Regions from separate parts of the Homo sapiens genome. Here region 2 is linked to region 1. A link is a loop called in an ENCODE intact Hi-C map of the cell type or tissue named here. Cell type or tissue: mammary epithelial cell. All regions are shown on one strand.

What was found. Peaks named below come from ENCODE experiments on the same cell type or tissue, not always from the same donor. Only the 100,000 strongest peaks of a DNase experiment are listed, where the experiment ranks them.
Region 2: it touches region 1 in a loop (5-fold over the local background); 2 of 110 quality-filtered maps call a loop at or near these places.

The regions. Positions count from the first base shown.
Region 1 is chr21:39,137,361-39,139,860 of GRCh38, forward strand. No RefSeq gene overlaps it. Among named protein-coding and RNA genes, the nearest start is that of PSMG1, 45 kb to the right of the region's middle. RefSeq lists an enhancer at 1-788. In mammary epithelial cell, CTCF peaks have their summits at 27 (motif pointing right) and 982 (motif pointing left); no DNase peak of the experiment used is centred here.
Region 2 is chr21:38,158,006-38,160,505 of GRCh38, forward strand. All of the region lies in intron 1 of LOC124905020 (a long non-coding RNA gene), which reads left to right. Among named protein-coding and RNA genes, the nearest start is that of DSCR8, 38 kb to the left of the region's middle. In mammary epithelial cell, a CTCF peak has its summit at 1,462 (motif pointing right); a DNase peak (open chromatin) is centred at 1,556.

The sequences.
Region 1 (2,500 bases):
GATAAAACCTGCCTGGAGAGGGCCCTCTGCCTGTGGGCTCTTAGCTCTCAGCTCTCAGCTCTGCAGCCTGGAAGGAAACCCAGGAGGTGTGAGTTGATGATTGCAGAGAAGAGAGCTGGGAGGTCAGCCCCTCCAAAGGTGCCTGCCCAGAGCGCGTGGGGTCACATATGGAAACCATTTCTGGGGAGGGAGAGCGGGAATCTGGAAATGAGGCCACACCAGGGGGTCCGGCCATGAATACAAGAAGGAAAGCCTTGTTGAAGGGAGGCCCATGGCAGACACAGCTCAGTGGAAGGAGGAAAATACTCAGCATTCCAACAACTTCTAGTAAGAAATCTTAAAAAAACGGAGAAATCCACGCGCTTGTGGTTTTAATCAATGCAACAACGCAACAGGAGGCTGGCTCAGAGCAACGCGAGGATGAGGCAGGGCCCAGAACACTGAGGCCTAAATGTGGAGCACACCAGTGTGGACATGAAAAACTGGCAGTGTGATCTGAGACCACTCAGTGGCCCCTTTAAGTGGTGACAATTTCCACCCAGAAGAAACGGGTGACAATTTTGAGATCCTGATTCAATAGGTTCCCCACAGATCAGTTTCTCCTCGGAGAACAGAACCTCCTGAATCTTAAGAATATTAATATCTCCAGGGCTGAATGTCCCAGCACTACTGATAAAGAACAGCCTCTTCCAGGAAAAGGAGCAGTTTTTTATCTTTGCTAATAACCAGCCAGTCTCATAAAAACTGGGAGGGAAAAAAAATCCTTAAAAATATTTACTTAAAAAACAATCAATAGACACACTAAAAAGCTCATGCATACTGATTTCTTTGATGTGTTTTTAATTGCTTAAGGGTCTTTGTAGAAAAATGAGCAAAGAGCATTATTTATACATTTACATATTTAGAAGAGAGCAGGTTAAAAACTCCAACTTCACCAGCAGCAGCAAAGAACCTTTGTTGAGCAATACTGTCCCCTTGTGTCCAATCTTCACTTAATGCTTTCCTAAGTTAAGTACAGCTGCTTGATGGGACATTCTGCAGTAGTAAACGACTTCTACATTTTGCTGCCCTTTAAGACTTGCATTCCTGCAGGAAACATGCATATGCAATACCAATTCTAAGTAAGGGGAAATCTGATTTAAGAAAATTGGCCTCAGGTATTCATGATGGAGTTCACAGCATGGGAAAATGTGGGCCATCGATGTGGTGAAGAAAGCCTCACTTCCATCCCAGCTTTTTCACTGTTCCCCACGAGTAAGTAAGTGAACGGCAAATGTGCAAGGGAGTTAAAGTGTAAATTCCTCCCGGCCCATATAATTGACTTGCTGAATTTTTGCAGTAACAAAAGACTGCTGTTCAAAACATTTCCAGTGACATTTTAAGACTACCTATAAAGAGAAGTTCGGGCCGGGCGCAGTGACTCACGCCTGTAATCCCAGCACTTTTGGAGCCGAGGCGGGCGGATCACGAGGTCAGGAGATCGAGACCATCCTGGCTAACACGGAGAAAGCCCGTCTCTACTAAAAATACAAAAAATTAGCCGGGCGTAGTGGTGAGCGCCTGTAGTCCCAGCTACTCGGGAGGCTGAGGCAGGAGAATGGCATGAACCCGGGAGGCGGAGCTTGCAGTGAGCCGAGATCTGGCCACTGCACTCCAGCCTGGGCGACAGAACAAGACTCCGTCTCAAAAAAAAAAAAAAAAGAAAAGAAAAGTTCGCGTTGGTCATTTTTGTGCTGTTTATGATGTATAATCATTGGCACTGTCCCCACAGTGTCTTAATCCTGATATTCAGCAAATATTTATCCAACAGGGGTTTACTTATTTATTTTTGAGACAGATTATTATTTATTTATTTATTTATTCACTCGTCACCCAGGCTGGACTGCAATGGCGTGATCTTGGCTCACTGCAACCTCTGCTTCCCAGGTTCAAGCTATTCTCCTGCCTCAACCTCCTGAGTAGCTGGGATTACAGGCACCACGCCCAGCTAATTTTTGTGTTTTTAGTAGAGACAGGGTTTCGCCATGTTGGCCATGCTGGTCTCGAACTCCTGACCTCAAGCGATCCACTCACCTCAGCCTCTCAAAGTGCTGAGATTACAGGCATGAGCCACTGCACCCATCCAAACCATTGTGCTCTTTTCTGTATGCGGGACTTGGGAAAGGTGGGACACTCTGGAGATTCCTGCCTCAAGCCACATTCTCCTCTGCAAGATGGCTAAAATATTTTGTGCTTTGTGAAAGAGCAGAATCTGTTTTGTACCTAAGGCCTCTGGTCTCTAAATCCTAAAATCTCTCCGCTGGGGTCCCCTGAAGTGTCTGGTACTTACTGCTCTTCTCGCTGTGCCTAATTAAGATGATCTGGATTCGCATGACAGGAACATATGGTAATTAAGTACCAAAATCTCACAAAAGCACCAGAAATCAAAAATAGATTTTTCTAGTAAAGTCAGAATTAAAATCCCTATTTTTTTAAGTCTTCTTAAAGAGACATACATACC
Region 2 (2,500 bases), 980 kb before region 1:
ATTTGCCTGTCTAAAACACAGAGTTAAAAACACCTCTCATTACCTCCTTATAATTATATGCTTGGCCTCCTTTGAAGCCAAGGTATGGCTTTTCAAGCCAGTTGCCCTGTGACGTGAGAGGGCAGCACCTTTCTGAAGACGGTTCTCACTACTGCTACACCTTGTGCTGCTGAAAGCAGCAGGAGCTCTGCAGGTGAATGTGATTTCTCTGTAGCTGCCCAAGGCAGGGCCCTGTATCCTATGGTTGCTCAGGGGGACTCTTGGGCAGAAGATGCCTGCAGATCAGCTTTGTAGTGACCTCCACCATCCTGGTCTCAGCCATTTTTCCTTGGCACCATCCAGGCCGAGCTTATTGCAGCGAGGACCAAGATGTCCTCATCCTCAAGCATGCCTCATGCAAATAGAGTGAAGCCGGCTCATTTCCAGCATTTTCTTTCTGACATTAAATGTTTTTCTGGCAGTAGGTTTAATATTACTCTAGGCAAAACCCTAGGGTTTTACACAAATCATTTATCATTTGGACGTAATTCTCACTATTTAAGCACCTCCAGTTTCTACGTTATTGAATGAGACACTGTGGCCCTCACCCTTCCATCAGGATGGATTGGGTGAAGGGTCTTATCTAAAATTCCCAGTGTGCTCTAATTGTCAATCAACAATTCAAATTAAACAAGTGACCTCCACTACCTACAGGATAGACTTGGTGCAAGTCTAGTTTTAGTGTGAAAAGCAATTTCCATATAGACATAGACCATAAAGGGGGGCTCCTGTAAGGGTCTGAACAATAGGTCATTGTATGTGACTAGAAAAGTGGGGAGAAAAAAACAGAGAAATCTCCCTACGGGTGCAGCGTTTTTGGTTTTATAGAAAGAGAGAAAAACAACTCTTTTTGAATCAAATCATCAGGCACAAAAAACAAATGCTGCCAGAGTAATTATCCCTGGAAAAACTCAGTCCTGAGGGCTCTCCACGCCATAGGCTTCCTGATGCCACCTGCAGCTCATCCCAAGAAAGGGTTGGAGATGCATCAGCAGCCTTCGGCAAAGGGGAAACACCGTGCAGCAGGGCTGACTTGGCAAAGAGGCACCCCCAGAGGAATGCGAGGTGCAGCTTCTCTCCCTTTCCTTCTTGCCATGTGCTGAGAGCCCATGACCCCAGGATCTTTCTGCAGTCCTTCCCCTCAGGTTGCTTAGACAAGGAACTTAACTGCACTTCAACTACTGAACAGTAGAATGGGGTCCTAATTGTAACCCTGTCATGGATTTTGAAGGATTTAATGAGACAATCAATGGGAAATGCTTGGCACACAGTATGCCCCCAAGTCAGTGAAGTTGCTTCCATTCCCAACCTCGGTCTTCAGTCCCTGGTCATCTCACAAGCAACTAAGGACTCAACATTAATTCAAGGGACAGATCTGATTGGAGGGGCCTCCAAGATGAGGGAAGGTCCTCTCGGCCACTAGGGGGCACTAACTACATGGAAAACAAGCACTGAATTTCGGGGACTTGCTCCACTGCCCTGCAATGTAAATCCTGTAACTCATTTAATTTTCTTGGAGCAAAGTTTGGGAATGGTTGATACAGATGGTGCTATTTCTGCTTGGGAAGGTGGTTACACTTACATGTCAAATGAAGAAACTTTTCTTAGCTCCTCCCTGTGACTCACCAGCTCCAGCTATTATGAACTCATACTTTAAAATATTTTTTTCTATTCAGCCCCATTTACTTTCAGTCCTCTTTCTTCTGTATTCTCCAATTCCTGGAAAAATAGACAATATCCTTAGTTGTGTGGAAGAGGAAGAAGAGTTATGTAGAAGAAAGAAGCATCCTTACTGTAAAATGTTTCTGACTTTTTGAGCCAACCACGTCTGGATCAGATGTTTCCATCTAGAGTCATACCTTTTCATAGCCTTTTAAACCTGGCTCATGAGAGGAAAGAGAGAGTGCAATGTCCCTGAGATATCTAGGAAACCATGGAGAATTTCTTATCAGAATTAACCCCTATTGTTTTGAAAGTAACTAGATCCTAGGAAGCATGAGATGCCACGGGCTTCCCAGAACCCATAGCAGGTGAGAAAGAACTGGAATACAGGGTGAGGTGTGATGAATCGAACTGCTTTTCCCAGAACACAGAATACAGCCAAGGTATGAAAGCTGTTCCCCAGAGGGGAAAAATGTACACTGGCCAATGAGGGTGCATCCAAGAGCCTGTAGGCTTTCTTGGGCATTGATTAAACCAATATGCCAGGCATCACCTGCTTGAGAATTACTAGAGATGTTTGTCAAACCCCCAGTCCCTGGAATTAGACTACCTTGATGTACATCTCAGAAATATGCAACTACTTTGAGGTGGTTTTACATTTCCTAAAATTTAAGAACAATTGCTCTAGAAGATAATAATTCTACCTCCACTGACACTGGAAATACATGTAAGGATGGCTCTGCATGTCCTTCATCACAGCAAGTTGACATTTTCTAGAATCACTGAAAGGAATTATTGC